Regions from separate parts of the Homo sapiens genome. Here region 2 is linked to region 1. The links are chromatin loops, found by intact Hi-C in ENCODE. Cell type or tissue: CD14-positive monocyte. All regions are shown on one strand. Links, peaks and the distances in the headings refer to the core of each region. The heading gives the core; the rest is flanking DNA.

Region 1 (12,392 bases), core at 2,056-10,055:
ACTTGTGCTGGTGTGAGAAAAGGGAAGACACGAGAATCAAAGTGGTCTCCAAAGGATGGTACGTCTTAAGATGCCTGTGGCCATCCAGGAGAAGATGAAGAACAGAGACTTTAAATGGGCTTCCCTCACCTTTGCTTTGATTTCCATTTTTAATATGGAGCCAATGATTGTCATTAGGTCGCTGATAATCACCAGGACATACCAGCCGTTGATGAACTCCCACTGGTCGGTGTCACACACAGGCCGCTTGTACTTCTCCAGGAAGAAATTTAGAAATCTCTATGGCAAACATTTAAAGAAGCGTTTCTTACAAACCACACTGCCCTCTGGAAGAAGAAGGCAAGTGCAAAACAGTGCTCTCACCTGTAAAAGGACATGGCATTGCCTTTCCAATTTGCCAGATCCACCTCGAAAGTGGAGGTTACGGCACACACTTTCCCCTATAATCTGAGTAAGCATTCAATTGTCTGTGAAGTTACCTCAAATATGAAATACGTACGCGGTAACTCCAGCAGGTTCTTGTCATAGCTAACACACAGTACATTCCAAATACTTTTCATATTACCAACACATCCATTCCGATAACAACCCAATGAAGCAGGTACGAGCAGGTCTATCACCCAGAGAAGGGAACTGAGGCACCGAGAGGCTAAGCCAGGATCCGTGTCCAGGCAGGCCGGCTCCAGAGTGCGTGCTCCAAATATGAGCCCCCTCACCTTGGCAGGGAAAGGACCTTAACTTTGCATTCAGAATATCAAGGGGATTGGGGAGCATGTAAGAAAGGTGGATATTTACAAAGGACATTGACAAAGGTCAGGATTAGGCAAAATCAAATGCAGACTACGTCCCTGCTCCACAAATGGTACTCTGTGGACTTCCAATTTCCCCTGACCCCAGTGTGCATTTGTACACACGCCACAGCCAGAATAAGATATGTGGGGAGCGGAAGTATATATTCATAAGAGCCCTGAGGGTAAAAAGGCAAAATGAAACTCAGGGGAGAATTTTAAAACTATTTTAAAAACAGAATAAAGTATTTTATGCTTCATTATAATCCATTTACCATGCCTCCCTGTCAAAATGAACTCTGATTTGAAGACAAAAGATGAAACCCACACATGCTATTACTCTGTTCTTCAGATCACTCCTGAATTGAAGAGGGATTTGTTATTCTGGAAACATTCAAAAGCCTGAGAGTTCACCACTGTGCATCTGTACATATCAGCTCAGTTTTAAGCAGGATAATTATCTGATCCCACTTGACATACTCAGAGCCTTTACTCACTTCCTACACCTCAGGCTGATGAATGCCTCATAGCGGGCAACTACTCAAAGGAATCTGATTTAGTCAAAGGTCTCCAAAAAAGGCAGGTGCACAATATCGGTGGTCCACTGCTTGGGCAAACTGAGGGCGCAGGCCAAGAGGGCAGGAAGAGAATGCGAACACACTCTTACCTTCCGTAACCTTAGAGCAAGAACAATGGATCTTGTACACAGAATAAGAGATGCCAAGCAAATCACAATGACAAATGCATCAAACACCAGGACATACTGAGCATTTTTCTGAGCTGAGGAATAAAACAGAATTCAAATGTTAAACACACCTTACCGGAGAATAATTTCCAAACAAAATGGCAGTGTGAAAAGAAGTTCAAACAATAAATGTTTTGTCTATTGTTAAAACAAAATGGTAAATATCAGAAACAAATCACACCGCATTCATTCAGAAGTACATATGTAAGGCAAAACATTCCCTGATATAAAGCTATACATTTAAAAACATGTGAGCTGGGCCAGGCACGGTGGCTCACGCCTGTAATCCCAGCACTTTGGGAGGCTGAGGTGGGCGGATCACGAGGTCAGGAGATCAAGACCATCCTGGCTAACACGGTGAAACCCCGTCTGTACTAAAAATACAAAAAAATTAGCCAGGTGTGGTGGCAGGCGCCTGTAGTCCCAGCTACTTGGGAGGCTGAGGCAGAAGAATGGCATGAAGCCGGGAGGCAGAGTTTGCAGTGAGCCGAGATCGTGCCACTGCGCTCCAGCCTGGGCAACAGAGCGAGATTCTGTCTCAAAACAAAAAACAAAAAACAAAAACAAAAGCAAAAACTATGTGAGCTGCTAATAAATTCACTCAAATTTATATATAAATATTTACTGTAGAATAGAATTCAACAGAAAGTGATCCATTTGGGCTCCATTCAAAAAAAGGCAAAACTGCTGACCTACTCTGAGTTCTTTCACATAAAAGCAGAGACATCAAGTTCACCATTAATAAGAGAACAAACAAATTAAAACACCACCACTCAGAATCCCCACTTCTGCTTCTCAACCTCACTGTGCACTTTCCCAGGACATAGTGCCAATCTTATAAGCCTTCTCTGTATGTAGAGAAAATTACTTCTTGGAACAGAAGCAAGGAGGGGAGTGGTAATCAGATTTTTGGTTTGGAGCACACAGCAGCAAGAAGAATGTATGGGAAGGAGATGAATCTAACCTTAGTTTCTCTCAGACTTCACGGTAGTGTCTCCAATCCCAGCCCAGCTCTCTTCTGCCTGACCCCCACCTTCTTCACCCTACAGCCACACTGATCTTCCTTCTTTCCTGCTCTCACCTCAGGGACTTTGCACATGCTGATCTGTCTGCCTGGAACAGCACTTCTCCCACATGCATGGCTCAGCTTATTTATTTTCAGCCTCAAGTTCCAAATGAAAAATCTCCCATCTCAGAAAAGAATTCCTTAAATTCTCATCTCTATTAGCCCTCTCCTATATACTTTCATGGTTCTTGGTTACTACACACACCCAGAGCTCCTTTACTTTCCTCTGCACAACAGACACTGACCTTTCATTACATCTGCAAAGGCAGCACAGCATGGAGCACAGAGACAGTGTAGAATGGGAAAGAACATGGTCTCTGGAGCCCGACAGCCTGGCTCTGAATCTCAGCTCTGTACTCAGAAGCTGTAGAGCCTTGAGGAAGTTGCTTAACCCCTGTGCCTCAGTTTCCTCCTCTGAAAAGTGGGTAGAATTAAAAAATACCTACATCATAGGGCTATTGTGAAAATTATGCAAGTTCATATACAAAGAGCCCATGAAACAGCCCCAGGAAAATAATAATAGCAAACACTTACAGTGGTTACTATTTTATCATTAAGTGTCCATCTTCCCCATCAAGTGACAGGCTCTCTGAAGCAGGGCCCATAGGTAGTTGCTACGGTTTGAGTTACTTGTCTCCTCCAAAACTCATTTGAAATTTAATCCCCAATGTGACAGTATTGAGAGGGAGGGCCTTTAAAAGGTGATTGGGTCATGAGGTCTCTGCCCTCATAAATGGATTAATCCACTCATAGATTTATGGGTTATCAAGGGAATGGCTCTAGTGGCTTTTTAAGAAGAGGAAGAGAGACTTGAGCTAGTATGCTCACCCCCCTTACCATGTGATGCCCTGCACTGCCTTGGGACTCCACAGAGACTCCCAACCAGCAAGAAGGTCCTCACCAGAAGTGGGGCTCCGACTTTGGACTTCTCAGTTTCCAGAACTGAAAGAATGCATTTCTTTTCTTTATAAATTAGCTAGTTTCAGGCATTCTGTTACAAGTAACAGAAAACGGACTAAGACAGTAGTGTTGAATACAGCACCTGTGCTTAGTATAATGCTTCAGTATACTTTCAAATTAATGAAGAGAATCAAGCAGAACATAAGACCACTGAATAATCTAAGTTAGAACTTATGTTGGTCTGAGCTAAGTTGCGGCAGAGTGAAAGAGGGCACAGAATCGTAAGAGATGGAGAGAGTCATGGCCTGGTCTCTAACTGGACTTGGGGAATAAGGAAGAAGGACAACCAAGAATGATTCCTGGTTCCCTGTCTTGGGCAAACTGAGTTTACTCTGGATATTCATGACAAGAGAAGACTATTCAGTGGCAGTTAAAGCCATGGGAGTGACGGCCCCTCAGAGAGACCACTGGGAAGGACAGCGTCGGGGATGGGGAGCAATGTTTGAGAATTAGAAAAGGAGATGAGCTCAGGAATGGGATGGAGCAGAAAGGCCAGAGGAGAAGCAAACAGAACCAGGGACAGGCGACCCTCAGAGAACAGACTGCGGTCAGAGTCTTCCACAGCAACACCTCTGCAGAGACAGCATTGAAGAGAAATGCCAGAGTGTCTATGGACTTAGTAATGCAAAGATGTGGGTGACACTGGCATGAGTGTCTGAGGGCAAAGCAGCTCCTACAATGGGTGGCGAGCAGAGACAGCCAGCTGGTAAATGCAACTCTCTGAGCAAATGATTTCATCTTACTAAGCTTCAGATGTCCCACCTACAAAATGGGGAGGGCAAGCGTACTGGTTCCTGAGGCTGCCATGAGAATCAGGTGGAACAGTCTGTGTGAAGTGCTTGTTACAGTAGTGCCCAGTGCCTAGCACTTACATTTACCCTTAGCCATTTACACTCAAGAAAGTTATCTTGAGGTATCATCTAATGGGTAGGTAAGAAAACAACTTAGCTCTATCATAATGCAAGATTTTTTTTCCCCTTGGATCCATGGAATGGGGCAGAGGAAACAGAGGCAGCTCTTGGGAAGATAAGACTGAAAATCTTATGAAATGCAAGGACAGCATCTAGTACCTTCCTTTCTGACATAAAACTAGAACACAAATCTCTAAGACAGTTTGCATTGGACCTTGTTTACAGATGGGAAAACAAGCAGGCTTAGAAACAGAAACCAGTCCTCCTAACAGAATCCAGTATAGGATTCTGTTTTTCTTTGAATTACTGAGAAGACTAGTTCTATGGTATGCTAAAAATATGTATTTTATGAACATCTTGGCCAGGCGCGGTGGCTCACGCCTGTAATCCCAGCACTTTGGGAGGCCGAGGCGGGCAGATCATGAGGTCAGGAGTTCAAGACCAGCCTGGCCAATATGATGAAACTCTGTCTCTACTAAAAATACAAAAAATAGTCGGGCGTGGTGGGGTGTGCTTGTAGTCCCAGCTACTTGAGAGGCTAAGGCAGAAGAATTGCTTGAACCCAGGAGGTGGAGGTTGCAGTGAGCAAGATCGTGCCACTGCACTCCAGCCTGGGAGACAGAGCGAGACTCTGTCTCAAAAAGAAAGAAAGAAAGAAAGAAAAAAAACATCTATATCACCCATCACTGGGGAATCCCGCCAAGAAGGAGTCCCCCAATTCCTCCCCAAGCCCCTCATCTCCAAATTCCTATATTTATGAAACCAAGTTAAATGAAGACATGGCACATTTAGAGAGGGGACTTCGGAGTCACAAAAGGCAGCATGAGGTTTGTATGTGAAAATGGACATTCACCTGCATTTGCTTCAATATGGGTAATGACAAAGGAGAGAGGAGCCTGGGGGTAAGCGTGTGGGTGTGAATGAGCCTCTGAACTGTTAGAAATAGTGTAAGTGTCCCACCAGATGTCGCCCTTGTCCTTGCCCACTTCCCCCAAAGCCAAGGCAATCTCAATCCACCAGACAGCTTCATATAGGGGAAAAAGTCCATTTCCTAAGATGGTTTCCAAACATAAGTTTTTTAAGGCTTTCACATCACATCATCTTATTTTAAATTCACATTCTCCTAGTGATAGAACCTGGTTTCTTAAGACACAGCTCTAGGAGAATATGTAAATCTTAAAAGAGCTTTTACCCAGTGGTCTAGGAGGCTTGTGTTTCTCCTCATTGGCCACAGGAGGGGGCTAGAGATACTCTCTTCTGAGCACAAGCAAGGAAAACCCCTAACGTTGCAAGGAGGGCAGCAGGCGGAAGGAAAAACTCACTGTTCTGGAAATGCATTTGACTGACTAGCTTGGAAATTTCCATCATTTTGATCTTTATAATGATATTCCAAATCACATATTTGACAAAGGTTAGTTTCTTTTCACAGAAAATTGGCAACCTATACTTGGACTTAGAAAATATGCCCCTGATCTCTGCGTATCTGTAAGAGAGTGGTGTATGCTGGGGAATAGTAACCACTTTTTAACAGAAACTGAAACTATAATCGGTGGCTTAAGTCAGTCAGTGAAATTATTGAAACCAAAACTTCAATCGTCAGGACATATTATACATCTGAAAAGCAGCAGGCCACAAATCAAATATACTTTAAAACAAATATAAAACAGAAGCCACAGGTATTTTACATTTTATTTCATTCTGATAACCTGGTCAAAAGGAAAGTCATTTAAACAAAATCTGCAAAATAAAAAACACTGAGCATCCATCATTAACATCATCCTAATTCTTTACTGAGCAAACAGAACAGGTTCCATAGGTAGCCCATGATATTTTATTTTATTTTAATTTTTTTATTTATTTTACTTATTTTTGAGACAAAGTCTCACTCTGTTGCCCAGGCTGGAGTGCAGTGGCATGATCTCGGTTCACTGCAGCCTCTGCCTCTCAGGTTCAAGCAATTCTCCTGCCTCAGCCTCCCAAGTAGCTGGGATTACAGGTGCATGTGCCACCATGCCCGGCTAATTTTTGTGTTTTTAGTAGAGACGCGGTTTTGTCATGTTGACCAGGCTGATCTTGAACTCCTGACATCAAGTGATCCACCCGCGTAGGCCTCCCAAAGTGCTGGGATTACAGGTGTGAGCCACTGTGCTCAGCAGTAGCCCATTTTAAACATGTGGATTAAGAGATGTTTTTTGAGCAATGACTGAGTAAATGACTCAGCATTTGCAGCGGTTGCTGTCTGGGCTCTGAAGGCCCTGATCCTTCCCCACTGTCCAAGGCTCAGATCAAAGCATACCTTCTCCAAGAATCATTTCTTTTCCTACTCTGCCCCACTCAAACTTATTACCTTTGCTTTTTTTCTCCTCATACTTTTTGTATGTATACCCTTATTTCTCTCCATAACACATCACAGATTTTATAAGCACGTCAGTCTCTCTCACTAAGGCATTTTCTTCCTTTTCCCATAATGCCTAGCAATTAATATGTGCCAACTCTTGTGTTCAGTGCTTTGCTTTATATACTAATTCATTTAATATTCAATATCCTGGAAGGTAAGTTTAGGCTGAGTATGCCCTATCCAGAATGATTTGGGACCAAAAGTATTTCAGATTTCTTTTGATTTTGGAATACTTGCATTATACTTACAGGTTGAGCATCCGAAATCCAAAAATTCAGAATCCAAAATGCTCCAATAAGCATTTCCTTTGAGCTTTGGTCATGTCAGTGCTCAAATGTTTCAAATTTTAGAGCATTTTGATTTCAGATTTTTCCGATTTGGGATGTTCAACCTATACTATTACTCTCATTTTACATAGAAAGATACTGAGACAGACAGGTTAAGTAACTTGTACAAGATCACAGGCACAGTAAACAGAACTGGGACCGAAACCCAGGCAATCTGGCTCCAGAGCTAAGCTCCTAACCACTGAGTCATGCTACCTCTTCTAAGAGGCATATAATAAACATTTGCTGAATTAAACAAAAATACAAGGCTTTGGGATATTCTTTACAGGATCTAATGCTCGAGGCGGTTTTCTTCCTATTATCATGCAAACAAACCATTTAAATACCCCAAGCCACAAAATAAAGTGTTAAAAATCATCTATAATTCCCATGGGCAAGTATATAGCATACTTACTAGATCCAAATATGTTCAAGTCTTTACATTCTTCAATTTTGGCATCACTGTCAAAATAGATTTTGATTTTGCCACTGTGAGCTTTATTGTCAAAGATAATCTGGAGACACAAATGTATAGCGAGATTACAACACAGAAGAAAGTATAACATGTTAGATCAAATCTGCTTAAAAAAAAAATCACTGGCATCCAGTGTGCTGATCCAAAGAGAATTACACAGGCCAGCAAAATGGCTGACTAGAATTACTTGACACTCATTTCCTGCACCCCCCACCACACACACACACACACACACACGGGACCAAAATAATGAATAAACAACTATATTTTGACTGAAATCACTAAAGAAGTACACTGGAGAGCACCAGGGTAGCAGGAAAATCCTGTGGAGCATGAAAGCCCAGGACAGCAACATAGGAAGGGGAGCAAGGCACCCTGCCTCTGCCACACTGTCTCCCCAGCCAGGATCAGCTTAGAGCCAGGGGAATCTCTTTGGATAGGAAAACGTTAGGCTAGAGACTCTGGTGGTCCTCATTATGGCCACAGAATGCCAGCAGTCCTTGCTACAGGAGAGCCCTCCAGTCCTCACAGGCTTTGAATCCAGTTTGGAGAGGTGCCGGGAGTTCATACAGCCATGCTGCCCCAGAGTGGAAGCACACATTGCGCACTCTTCACCTCTGTGACCTAAGCTGCTATGGCATGACACCATTTAGAGACCAGATGCTAACAGAGTGTGTTCTGCCCTGGGGGCCAGTACTCTTTGTGTCTCTCCATCCCTGAAGTCCTGCCATTATTCTACCATGTTCACAAAGGTGCCTGCAACACCATGACACTGGCTGCCTAGAGCCTAGACCTGATGGAACATCTGAGACCCTGACATCTGAATCCATGCAGCACCCCTTCCTGCCCCTGCCCCTGGGAACAGGCAGAAGTGCACAGCAGGAAGCTGCCAAACAGCTGGCTGGTGTGCTGTGCTTGTGCACACTTGGGCCACACAGTTGGCTGTCTCTCCACACCCACACAGGCCTGACAGCCAGTTCAGCTGTAACTTCGCATCTCTAAAGAGCCTGCCTCACAGCCTACTGGCCCCACCACAACCATGCACACCTGGCCTGACAACCAGCTGGGCAGCAATTGCCCCTACCCAGTTGAAGAGCCTGCCACACAGCCTGCTGCTTATCATGTATGCACATGTCCAGCCCGACAACAAGTCTGGCATCCCTGCCTCCAGCAAAACTGTGTCATTGCTGTTAAAAACTCCCTCAGCTTAGGCCACTGAGCCAATCACAGACATCACTGACAAGGAGTACAACTGAACAAACTGCATGGACACCATACTACTGAGTCTGCCCAGAACCAAAGCCACTATAACCAACCAACACCCTAGGGCCCATCTACAGGAAAAAGTCTATCCCTGTGAAAGCTATTCCATAAAATTGGAAAAAGCAACTATTTCACTAGATGCATAGATAACAATGTAGGGACACAAGAAACATGAAAAGGCAAGAAAACATGGCACCCAAAAGAACATAATAATTCTCAAGTAGCAGACCCCAAAGAAAAGGATATTCATTAAATGCCTGAAAAATTCAAAATAATGATCTTAAGAAAGCTCAGTGAGATATAAAAGAATACAAACAATTCAATGAAACCAGGAACATAATTTATGATTTGATTGAGAAATTCAACAGAGAGACATAGCATAAAAAAGAACCAAACAAAAATCTTGGAGCTGAATTATTCAATGAGTGAAATTAAAAAATTACAATTGAGAGCTTCAACAACAGACTACATCAAGCAAAGAAAAATGAATTTCTGGCCGGGTGCAGTGGCCTGCCTGTAATCCCAGCACTTTGGAAGGCCAAGGCAGGTGGATCATTTTAGGTCAGGAGGTTGAGACCAGCCTGGCCAACATGGTGAAACCCCATCTCTAATAGAAAATACAAAATTAGCTGGGTGCGGTGGCAGGTGCCTGCAATCCCAGCCACTGGGGAGGCTGAGGCATGAGAATCACTTGAATCTAGGAGGCGGAGGCTGCACTGAGCTGAGATCACACCACTGCACTCCAGCCTAGGCAATAGATTGAGACTCTGTCTCGATAAAAATAAAGTAAAATAAAATGAAAAGAATTTCTGAACTTGAAGACAGGTCTTTTCAAATAACCCAGTTGAAATCTTCTCAAGTCTTGGGAGAGATATGGACATCCAGATCTAGGAAGCTCAAAGATCCCCAATTAGATTCACCCCAAAAAGATTCTCTCCAAGGCCCATTATAATCAATCTGTCAAAAGTCAAAGACAGAGGCAATTCTAAAAGCTGCAAATAGGCCGGGCGCGGTGGCTCACGCCTGTAATCCCAACACTTTGGGAGGCTAAGGCAGACAGATCACGAGGTCAGGAGATCAAGACCATCCTAGCTAACACGGTGAAACCTCGTCTCTACTAAAAATACAAAAAAAAATTAGCTGGGCGTGGTGGCAGGTGCCTGTAGTCCCAGCTACTCAGGAGGCTGAGGCAGGAGAATGGCGTGAACCTGGGAGGCAGAGCTTGCAGTGAGCGGAGATTGTGCCACTGCATGCACTCCAGCCTGGGCAACAGAGCAAGACTCCGTCTCAAAAAATAAAAATAAAAAAATACTGCAAGAGAAAAACATCAAGTCACACATAACAGAATCTCCATTAGACTATCAGAACATTTCTCAGCAGAAACCAGGCAGGCCAGGAGAGAATGAGATGATATATTCAAAGGGTTTAAAGAAAAAAAAAAACAACAAAACTGTCAGTCAAGAATACTATATCCAGCAAAGCCATCCTTCAGAAATGAAGAAGAAATAAAGACCTCCCCAGACAAGCAAAAGCTGAGGGAATTTTCACCACTAGACCAGCCTTTCAAGAAATGCTTGAGGGAGCACTAAAACTGGAAATGAACAATAATTATCATGAAAACATGTGAAAGCATAAAACTCAACAGTAGAGGTAAGTTTATAATCAAATTCAGAATACCCCAGTATTGGAATGGTGCTATATAAATCTCTTAGTCCTCTAGTATGAAGGTTTTAAGTCAAAATTGTAAAAAACAAACACAAGTACAATTAGAGGCTAAGGAACTCACAATAAAGACATAAATTAAGGCAACAAAGAGAATTATGCCAATGAAAATGTTCACATCACAAGATTTCTTCACAACTTTCTGTTATTAGTGAAACAAATATGATTGAAAGGGCTAATATGTGAAGTTTTACTAAATACAGGATATCAGATATCTGGTTCAGAGAAATCCTAGAGAAAAACAGACAACCAGTCCTAGGAATAAAAACCAAAATTAACTAACCTTTGAAAGAACACAAATGATCTCATTTATTATTCTGAATTGAATTTAAAAGCATTTCCTTCAATTTAGTTCTTTGGGTATGAAATTCTAGTTTTTGTTAGGCTAGAAATTATTTTTCTATTTGTTTCAAGAGCTACATATAATGTTTTCAGAAAGAACAAAGATTGCTCCAAGACTGCAGGCTGAACTTAAGATGTCCAAATGCCCTCAATCTTCTACCTTATGAAATTTAAATCAATCATTTAAATCATTTACAGTTTATAAGTGATATATGCCAAGTACTTATTAGGGTGAACACATTAAGAAAACCAAAAAGTTCACTGGCAGAGCTTGGAGAGCCGGATATGTAGGTGATCAAATCCACATGCACCTGCCTGTCTCTGAACACAAGCCAGGTTTGCCCAAGATCACACACTCAAACCAAAGGTTTGAGAATTAAACCATACCATCCTCATTTCTATACCTGTAAGTTATGATTAAACCTCCATTAGCACTGGCACTCAAGATCTCTGTTTCCCCCAGGAGAGCCCCTAAAATGCTTTTCTCAAAGCAGACAGAAGTCCAAAGAACAAAATAAAAATGAAAAGCCAATATTTTTAAACCCACACTTCCGACCATATCATGACAAAGTCATCAATGACCTCATCCTTGCAGACCAAACTCCATGCTCCTCTCCTGCCTTTCTCCTCATCCCTGCAGATGCTCCCAGTGCTCCTCTGGCCCACCCACCCCAGAGAGCTTGCAGCTGGAGACATTCTTCCTTACCACATATCACAACCTGTAGTTACTTTTATTTCGTTTACTTGTTTTTCTGTTTCCCCTACTAGGCTGTAAGCTTTCCTGAGGGCCACTGTGCCTCTAGGGCATAGCAAAATGCCTGGTGCATAGTATGGACTCATTAAGTATTTATTGATAGTTGAATGAAACACTCTTCTGAATTGCTAAAGGACAGTATATACAACTTTCAGCTAGGCATTCAGTTTAGTCCCTTAATGAACAGGGAAGGCAGGGAGGGAGAAAAAGAAGGAAGGCGAGAAGGACAGAGAAAGTCTATGAAAATGAGAAGGCAGCTTACTTCCCCATAAAAGTGAACTGTCTCTTCTACTATACATGCCCCCTCCCAAAATAAAAAGAGAAACAACTGCTCCTTTGCAGACTGGTCTTCACATCAGTGGAGCAGTTTATGCCTCGAGGTTTGAAAATATTTGCTATAACATTTGCAAAGACCTTCCTCTAAAGCTGGGAAGAACACTATAGACATGTAAAACACCTTCATAAACATTTTAAAAAATGTATTAGGAGAGTAGAAAGTCAAAGCCAATTTTTTAAACTCTTCTTTTCAATGTAGAAACTTGGTTTTTAAAAGTTGAAAAGGGTTTGCTTCATCTTCAGAAGTAATGGTCTCTGGATCAACAATAATACCATAATGAGGCTGGGCATGGTGGCTCATGCCTG
Region 2 (10,160 bases), core at 2,161-10,160, 110 kb after region 1:
TAATTTAAAATTTTAGGCCAGGAGAGGTGGCTTATCCCTGTTTATCCCAGCACTTGAGAGGCCAAGGTGGGAGGCCTGCTTGAGTCCAGGAGATCGAGACCAGCCTGAGCAACATTGGGAGACCCCATCTCTACAAAAATTTTTAAAAATATCCAAGGATGATGGCATGTGCCTGTAGTCCCAGCTACTCTGGAGGCTGAGGTGGGAGAATCACTGTGTCCAGGAGGTCGAGGCTGCAGTGAGCCATGATTGTGCCACTGCACTCTAGCCTGGGCGACAGAGCAAGACCCTGTCTCAAAAATAAAAAGTTTATAAAGTAAAAAACTTACAGTAAGCTAACATTAATTTATTATTAAAGGAAGAAAAATGTTTAAAATAAATTTAGTGTAGTCTAAGTGTACATGTTTATAATTTATGGTAGTGTACAGTAATGACCTAGGCCTTCACGTTCACTCACTGCTTACCTACTGACTCACCCAGAGCAACTTCCACTCCTGCAAGCTTCATTCATGGTAAGTCTCCTATACAGGTGTACCATTTTTAATCTTTTTTTTTTTTTTTTTGAGACAGAGTCTCGCTCTGTTGCCCACGCTGGAGTGCAGTGGCACGATCTCAGCTCTGCAAGCTCCGCCTCCCAGGTTCACGCCATTCTCCTGCCTCAGCCTCCCAAGTAGCTGGGATTACAGCCACCTGCCACCACGCCTGGCTAATTTTTTGTATTTTTAGTAGAGACGGGGTTTCACCGTGTTAGCCAGGATGGTCTTGATCTCCTGACCTTGTGATCCACCCGTCTCAGCCTCCCAAAGTGCTGGGATTACAGGCGTGAGCCACCGCGCCCGGCCCCCATTTTTAATCTTTTATATCATATTTTGACTGTACCTTTTCTATATTTAGATATGTTTACATACACAAATACTAAACACTGTGTTCCAGATGCCTACAGTATTCAGTAAGGTAGCATGCTGTACAGGTTTGTAGCCTGGGAATAATAGGCTACGCTATATAGCCTCGGTGTATAGAAAGCTATCCCATCTACGTTTGTGTAAGTACACTCTATGATGTTCATACAACGACAAAATTACCTAACAATGCACTTGTTACGACATATCCCCATCATTAAGCTATGCATAACTGTATTTGAATACCCAATCTTGTTTTCTGCATTTTCCATAGTTTGAATATTCACTGAAGGGTTTAGTTCTTTGTAAAACAAAATATTTTTTTTGTTAAAAAAGTAAACGAGCTTATATAAAGCAACAGATACCCCAACGTCCAATCTGATAATACTTTGGAAGCACGTTTAACAAGTGAACTGACATGAAGTGCAAAATGAGAGAAATTTTCTCTCATCTGGAATATCTGTCACAAAGCAAAGATGAAATCTATCAGATAAGGAAATTGTTTTATGTGTTTTAAATTGTCACTTGAAGAATTATTTTTTAATTAAAATTTAGAATTTTTTATTTAGAATTTATTTTGCATTGATGCTTCCTTCCTTTAATGATTTTTACTATGAAATATCTATGACAGGTAGTGATCATTATCATATATAATCAAATATATACTGTTCTTCAGTATGTTGGCTGATAATAATAATCATGCTTTTATTATCTTTTTTAAACCAAAATAAACCTCTGAAACTTTTAGTATAATCCTAGCACAGAAAAGATTCAGTTTATTGTTATGGTTACTCATTATGTTTTTAAAACATGTAAAGTGTTATGAAAACTACAAAATAACTTATGATTTCAAGAATTCCAATTTTTTGCTCCTGAATCTCAAGCCAATAGATCTCTATGACATTCTTCATATCTGCTGGGTGAAAGGGAGCTTTTTTCACTCCTTATCTTCGCATTCAAAATTCCTATCTGTTTTAGAATAACAGCTCAGCTGAAAATGTCAGGTAGCCTGGGTATTAAATCACACATTTGTAAACCCAAAATACTTTTTACGTTTCTGTCTTCTTACATCCGTACCATTCATCTTTCTCCCCTTAATTTCTTCTTTTTCTCTCAACAAAATTTTTATTTATTTAACACATACATATTTAGCGAGTATTTATTGAGGACTCCTATTTTTCAGTAATGGTATTAGATACTGCCAATGAAAATATTAATAAAATATAGTTGCTGTTCTTAAGGATCTTACAGTCTAGAAGATGATTTTTTAATTTTGAGAAAATTTCAAATACAGAAAAGTACAAAAATAACAATACATTAATGCCATTCAATACCCACAACCCCCCAAATTGAACAAATTTTATATTTTCTTTTGTTTTTGGCCTTCCTAATTTATGAGGAATAAAGCATTATAAAGTTAACCAACTGATACGGTTTGGCTGTGTCTCCACCCAGATCTCATCTTGAATTGTAATCCCCATAATCCCCACATGTCAACGGAGAGACCCTGTGGGAGGTGATTGGACCATGTGGGCGGTTTCCCCCAGGCTGTTCTCATGATAGTGAGTGAGTTCTCAGGAGATCTGATGTTTTTATAAGTTTTTGACAGTTCCTCCTTCACACACTCACACTCTCCTGCCGCCTTGTGAAGAAGATGCCTGCTTCTTCTGCCATGATTATAAGTTTCCTGAGGCCTCCCCAGCTATGTGAAACTGTGAGTCAATTAAACTTACTTTGTTTATAAATTACCCAGTCTCAGGTAGTATCTTTGTAGCAGTGTGAGAATGGACTAATACACCAACCCTCTGCAAGTGCAACCTTCTATCATGAATTGGTGTGAATCATTTCAGTCCATTTGTAATACTTTTCTTGAATATATGTTCCCATTATATATAGGAATCATTCATGCATGTTTTTGTTTACAAAGATAGCATTGCTCTGTACCTAATCTTTATCACTTACCTTACCAGTTTGTCTTAAGCTATATCCATCCAAGTTTATTTTAGCAGCTGTATGCCATTTTATTGATTATACCATATCATTCTATGCATTTTACTGCTGATGGACATTTAGGTTTCTGCCATCTTTTGCCATTACAAAAAACAAAAAAAATTCAGCAGTGAACATCCATGAATCATTTCCTTATGCACGTGTGTAAAATTTTCTCTAGGGTAAATATCCAGAAGTAGAATTGCTAGATTATAGGAGGTATTCATTTTTAGTTAATATATACTGCCAAATTACTCTCCAAGGTGGTTGTTCCAAATCCTTTAATGAACATTTGTGGCATACCTTCTATATGCCAACATAGACTTAGACACTGGGACAGGAGGAGTAAGCACGGCAAAAATCCCTGCCCTTGTAGAGTTCACATTTTAGTGGACAAAAACAGTCAAACATAAGTACATAGTGTGTTAGAAGGTGATAAATATTATGAGTAAAAATAAAACGGAGAAAGGAGAATGAGGAAGGCTGAGAAGTTGGCATTTTAAAAAGAGTGGAGAGTAGGCCTCACTGAGAAGTTAACATCTTAGCAAAAACTTGAAGGATATCTTGTTTAAGTTCTCCAGGCAGAGGGAACAGCCAATGCAAAAGAGGAGATGCCTACCTAGTGTGTTTGAGTAACCTCAAGGACACCAGTGTGTCTGCAGTGGTGTGAGCTGCAGGGAGTAATGGTAGGAAATGAAGCTTGTAACAGGAACCAGGTTATGCTGGACCTTGGCCATTGTGAGGACCTTGGCTTTTAAATGGAATGAAATTGGAGCTGTTGGAGGGTATTGAGCAGAAGACTGACATGATATGACTTGTTTTAAAAGTGCATCCCTCTGACTGCAATGTTGAAAATATATCCTAAAAGTATGAAGGATGGAAGAAGAGGTGTGAAGTATGACTCTTAAGTTTGTGCAAAGTGACCCTGAAGATGAAATTGCCATCAGCTAAGATGAAAAAGATGGCAGGAGGAGCAGGTATCTGGGGAGAACCAGCAGTTCAGTTTTTAGTGTGTTTTTGAGATGTCTGTAAAGTGCTTCTCAGACTATCTGTTAAAGGGTTAGTTGACTTGGTTTTGTTTTCATTTCTTTCACAGACTAATAATTCTGTAAAATTACAACATAAATAAATTGCTAAAAGAATGAAATAAGGACGTTTGTAATACGAATCTCAATTTTGTTCATACATAACATAAAGTTACTGTGTCAATTTGCTAAAAAGTTTTTAAACACCCAATTTCAGTACTACTTTTATTGCAGCTGGGTAACAATTATTTCATAAACTAGTGGTCTAGTAGCAAATATTTCCTGGCTGGCATTGAAGGAAAGGCCAGGCTTTAGATAACTATGTATTAAACATCCAAGTGGAAATGTCTCGTAGACAGTTGGATACTCAAATCTACTTTTAATAGTCACCAAAGGACAGAAGTAATGTCTATACATTCATTTTGAACAGAATTTTGATTAATTCTGGTTCCACAGCTATTCATTGAGAATATGCCACATTTGAAGCACTATCTGGTTTTTCATGGCAATGCTATGAGGAAGGGACAGATTAAAATCTGTGGGCAATCTGGACAGGCTAGTAATTTGGTATCTGTTCATACTAATACCCCTTAAAAATGTGTTCACTGTTTTTCTAGTGGAAATAGGGAAAAACTGATTTTTGTTAATAAACATATATATTCTTTCTTTACATTTGAAACAACTTATTAAAAACACACTTTTCCAAACTAGACAACTTTTGGGGAGAGTGCTGAACTATTCAAAATATAAGTATCAGGCCGGGCACAGTGGCTCATGCCCATAATCCCATCACTTTGGGAAGCCAAGCCAGGCAGATCACTTGAGGTCAGGAGTTCAAGACCAGGCTGGCCAAAATGGTGAAACCCCATCTCTACTAAAAATACAAAAAAATTAGCTGGACGTGGTGGCACACACCTATAATCCCAGCTACTCAGGAGGCTGAGGCACAAGAATCGCTTGAACTTGGGAGGCTGAGGTTGCAGTGAGCCAAGATCATGCCACTGCTCTCCAGCCTGGGTGACAAAGCAAGACTCCATCTTGAAAAAATTAAATCAAAATGTAGGTATCAACGCAGGCTGAACTCAGGAATGGGAGTATTGCCTTTTGGTTGACCCTCATGATTGGTACTTTTACATGGCAAAATTTTTCAACATAGATTTTATTTCATATCTGAAGCTATTTGGTTGAGAGAAGAATACATTTATGTCTCTCCTGGCATGTAAAAATTTCCCTATGGAAACCCAAACTAACTGACAACCTATTCACAATTCACTACAGGGAAGTTTGGTATCTTTTGAAGAATGCCCCTTAGGGCAGCATTGGTTGCCCTCACCCTTAGTTGTTCAATGTGGTTGCTCTTGCCCTTTATCTGGCCTGGCTCTGATGAAAGCATTATCATCTCAAATTTTGCAGATGAGATTTAGAGAGTTTAATAACTTGTCTAATGCCACCTATGCAGAAAGTGACAAATTTAGGCTTCAACATAATTTCCTTACTTTAAATACAATATTTGAGTGACTTCACTTTAAAAAATATTTAAGTGCTCTAATGACAATAAAAATTATACATGTAGAACTGATATTCACTGGCTTTTAATGCTTTATGATATTGTAGGACTGTCACTACCATACAATGATTCTCCCACCACCAACTATTTCTGGGTGTAGAGAGTTAAGTCTCAGCCATACTGACAAGTAAGTCCACTCTGCTACCACATGGCCCTGTTTTTACCTCCACAGCTCTTGCTTTGGCCCTTCTGGAGATATCTACTGCCTGAAGACTGCAGATGAGTGCTAGAGCCCTGCCTTCTCTTATGGGAAGGACCAGCAATTCTGGAGCCACATGGGGCCTGTGTCCTCCTTAGTCCCCAGTAGACTCAAGCTATTCTGTGCAGTTAAGAATGCCTTTCTCCTGACTTTAATGTTGTATAGATCCTAATTTCTCATTGATGTTCTAGTCCATTTTTTTTTCTAGAATTGCCAAAATTGGCCCTTTCTTCCAACAGCTAAATCTTTGTCCCAGGGTCAGGCTTTTTTGTCTCTTTTTCTCCTTTCTGAAGCTGAGTACTCTTCAGATGATTCTCACTTCCTCATGCAATAGGTTGTGGTAGTTTCCCCAAGTGCTTGGAAAATATGTAGTAATCCCAGCAGTTTAGGGCTCAAACAAGAACATTTCTCCCTTCCAGACATAAAATAGGGTCCTCCACGCCTAGTTTCTGAGCTAACTTTTTAAAAAAATCCATAAAAAGAATGAGTCACTCACCAAAATAACTAGTAAAAATCTACCTCATATCAATTTATCAGATTGTCCTTTTGTAAACCCAATCTGAAACTTATCAAGATGTCCTTAAAGAATCAGAGAAATATTTTCAATTATGACTTCTTGACTCTTTAGATGTTCACTCAATCAATAAAACTAAAACTAATTTTTACATATCTTCAAGTTTCAGGGAAATTCAATTCAACCTCCCCTGGAAAAGCATGGACACATTCACTAGCTACCATGATGATATTTCATTTCTGACCACTCCCATGAAAGAACAGATGGTCAATCAATCATGAATTTGTAACATGAAGAAATTTCTAAACATTTCCAATTTAACTTTTAACTTTCTTGGTATTGTGACTTATGACTCATTCCATCAAATGGACATCCTCTTGGCATGTCTCTAAAGAAAAGATGACAGAAGGCCTTGGTGTCTCAGCCAGATCACAAGGTTATATAATTCTTACTTCCTTAAATCTGACCGTGAAGGATTATAATTTTTTTTAAGGAAAGCAAATTATTTGGAAAAATACAAAGAAGCTTCTGTTAGAGTTTCTTTTAGATTTACTTCCAAGAATAGTAAATCAATTACATAATTAAATATATGTTTTATTAAATACCTATGTCCAGCCGGCCATGGCGGCTCACATCTGTAATCCCAGCACTTTGGGACACCAAGGCTTGGGCCCAGAAGTTCAAGACCAGCCTGGGCAACATAGTGAGATCCCCACTCTAAACAACAATAACAAACCAAAATCTATGTTTGACATTATATCACAGTGTGATATAAAGGATATAAAGGAAATATAAAGTAATGAGACACCATCCCTGCCTTAAAGTCTAGAGGGGGAGACATCTATCTAAACAAGCTATTGCAACACAATGTAATACTTGCTATAATGGAAAAATAGAGGAAAGAGTGTCTAATTCTACCGAGTGCCTGTATGGCTGGACAGAGAAGGTGACATTTGAGTTGGGTCTTGAAAAATAAATAGTCATTTACCAAGTAATGAGGATGAAGAAAGGCATTACAGATGGAGGCAGAGGTAGAAGTGGTGGCACCTGGATGAGCAGACACACAGTTGTAACCCAGCACAGCACAGGGGACCAGTCAGGAGCTGTGTAACCAGAGCTCTGGCTCTCAACCTGAGACCCACACACTCCTGGACCTGCACAGCAGTATGTCAGGGGCTGTGCAAAACCACAGGATGAGCATGTCACAGTTGCCTAAGGTTTCTTTGTGTTTATTCAGTTTTCTGTCAATTTTAGTTAATAGTGGCTTTAGACATTTTTTTAAAAATTGAAACAAACACGAATCCATTGCAAAGCCAAATGCAAAAACTTCATAAATTCTTTATATGAAACAAATATGTCTCAGTTGCAGAAGTCTATTTCATGTTATAAACCTTCTTTCCATCAACCTACTACTCACTCCTGGCCCCTGTGATTTCCTGCTCCTTGGCTGTTAAGGGTCTTCAGTTAAGAAGCACTGGACTAAAATGTGGGTTGGGCTGGGGACAGAGGCAGGAAATGAGGTTAGAAAAATAACTAATTACCTTCCAGATTTATTTCCAGTGTCTTTCAGAACCCTGTTTATACAGGGTTTCATATGCCAGATTGAGCATATTTAAGCAGGGTGACGTCAGGATTCAAACTATGGAAAATTATGTGGCAACTTGGCAAATAAATTAGAGGGAAAGAGATAGAACAAGTCAAAAGACTATTGCTACCGTCTAGGTGAGAGATAAGGCATATCTGAAATAAGGCAGAGGCAGAGGATGGCTAAGAGAAAATGGATTATTTGAGAGACAATTAAGAAAGAAAAATGACAGAACTTAAATGATATGTTGACTGTGGGCAGTAGAAGAGGAGTCAAGGATGACTTTCAGATTTCGTTTTGCAACTGATGGACAATGATACTATTACCTAGGGTAGAAAATAAAGAAGGAAAAAAAGTTTCTGAAAGATAATGAGTTGACTTTGGCTCTGCTAAGTTGTGGTGCTATGGTCATTCATTCATTCACTACATTTAATCTTTATTTAGCATCTATTAAACAACATGAACTGAACTACACAGGTAGTTGGAAATGTCCAGTAGCTAGAGGAAATTCAGGTATGGAATTTAAGAGATATGTTAGGCTGAGAATGTAGAAATGGAAGTCCAGTGTGTTTAGTGGTGATGGCTGAAGCTAAGGGGAATATATGATGCCGACGCCACCAGGAGAGTGCGAAGAGTGACAAAAGAAGACTCAAGACTGAGCCCAGGGGAAAACGAATCTTCCACTTCCTGGGAGTGGACAAGCTGGAAAAAAGTTGTCAGAATGTTTAGATAATACCTCTTTTTTAGTTTTTTTCCTTCATAATTTGTATTGTAAAATTCATTTGAATTTTGTGAACACAAATTCTTCAGAAATTTGAAAGAATCTATATAATCTTTCTGCACATAACGTAAAAATCTTCATTCAGGATCCTTAAAGTCTCATATGTTATAAATGATTAGCCTCTTCTCAATTAAAGATTTTATTTAAATTGGGTGTAAAAATTAATTTAGACCAATTACAGAAGTCAATTACATTGCTTTATTAAATTCTGCCAGTTTACAAATTAGGAAGTTATTATTATTATTATTTTTTAAGACGGACCCTCGCTCTGTCGCCCAGGCTGGAGTGCAGTGGTGCGATCTTGGCTCCCAGGTTCAAGCGATTCTCCTGCCTCAGCCTTCTGAGTCGCTGGGACTTACAGGTGCACGCCACCACGCCTGGCTAATTTTTTTGTATTTTTAGTAGAGACGGGGTTTCACCGTGTTAGCCAGGATAGTCTCGATCTCCTGACCTCGTGATCTGCCTTCCTCAGCCTCCCAAAGTGCTGGGATTACAGGCATGAGCCACCGCAGCAGCCCCCTGAACTCTCATATGTTATAAATGATCAGCCTTTTCTCAATTAAAGATTTTATTTAAATTAGGTGTGAAAATTTATTTACACCAATTACAGCAGTCAATTACATTACTTTATTAAATTCTGCCACTTTACAAATTAGACAGTTATAATTATTTTTTAAGGGAAAGGAGGAGAACAGTGTTCAGAGAGTTGAGCGTCACTGTATGAATCCCACCGGACTCCTAATCACAGATAAAATGAACCTTGGGTTACTCACGGATTCAAGTTTCTTCCCCGGAGACTCATATTTACAGCTTGAGTCAAATTCTAAACAAAAGTTATTCTGGCAAGAAGGAAATGTAACCCATTAGGGTTCTGGGGCGCCCACGACAACCAGTGGGGCGCAGCTTCCTCTCCACTCCCTAGGAGGGCCCAGCTCGCTGCAGGGGGTGGGCAGGAAAGCTGCCCGAAAGGATTCTGAGCGGGCAGCCTCCTTAACATTTTCTCTCCTGGTTCCTAGGGTCCACACCCCAGAAAGATTCTTCTCTGGCTGAGATTGCGGTGGGTGTGAGGCATGGACCGAGCCTGTTAGACCTGGGGTCAGGCCGGGCCACTGTCATTAATATACTTAAGACACAAAACTCTTTCCTTGGTAGTGGAAAGCTGCTGGCCTCACCCGGTTCGCGTTGAGTGACGTCACATAGTGGCAACCAATCACAAGTCTGCTTTGAAAGATACTGTTAGGGAGCGGACACTGTATTGGTAGAGATGCTCTGTCAGTCTCGCAGAGGACTCGCCTCTTTTCTCTTAGCGACAGATGCGTCCTGGCAACAGTCGGCAGAGTTGCTGCGGTTTGTGCCCTTGCGATTTCTTTTTCTGAGAGAGGAGAGTCAAACTCCCACCTCCAGCTCTCGAAGGAGCTTTTCCTGAGGGCACTGCAAAGAGGCTCCTTTTCTTTCAGATCAGCAGTATCAGGTAAGAGAAGCTCTGAATGGGAAAGGCGGCTTGGAAAACAAGTATTTTACTCACTCTTTCAAGGGTATTTGAACACTCGCTGTGTCAGCAATGTGCTAGGCTAGTGGCAGTGAAGACTACAAAAAACACA

Evidence for each region. Hi-C counts contacts between places; a loop is a spot of excess contacts. Peaks named below come from ENCODE experiments on the same cell type or tissue, not always from the same donor. Only the 100,000 strongest peaks of a DNase experiment are listed, where the experiment ranks them.
Region 2: a loop joins it to region 1, with 4 times the contacts of the local background. A loop is called at or near these places in 12 of 110 quality-filtered maps.

Annotation. Positions count from the first base shown.
Region 1 is chr1:84,939,424-84,951,815 of GRCh38, forward strand. MCOLN2 (mucolipin TRP cation channel 2) reads right to left here. Exons shown (of 14, transcript NM_153259.4): 7 at 7,610-7,709; 8 at 1,456-1,568; 9 at 130-279. Among named protein-coding and RNA genes, the nearest start is that of MCOLN2, 51 kb to the right of the region's middle. RefSeq lists enhancers at 5,543-5,837, 8,727-8,926 and a silencer at 8,607-8,656. In CD14-positive monocyte, for the core only: CTCF peaks have their summits at 5,608 and 5,814; DNase peaks (open chromatin) are centred at 5,438, 5,738 and 6,688; H3K4me3 peaks cover 1,487 bases; H3K27ac peaks cover 1,863 bases.
Region 2 is chr1:85,052,457-85,062,616 of GRCh38, forward strand. DNAI3 (dynein axonemal intermediate chain 3) reads left to right here and starts at 9,871. Exons shown (of 23, transcript NM_145172.5): 1 at 9,871-10,030. RefSeq lists an enhancer at 9,506-10,006. In CD14-positive monocyte, for the core only: no CTCF peak of the experiment used is centred there; DNase peaks (open chromatin) are centred at 6,025, 6,585 and 9,785; H3K4me3 peaks cover 910 bases; H3K27ac peaks cover 848 bases.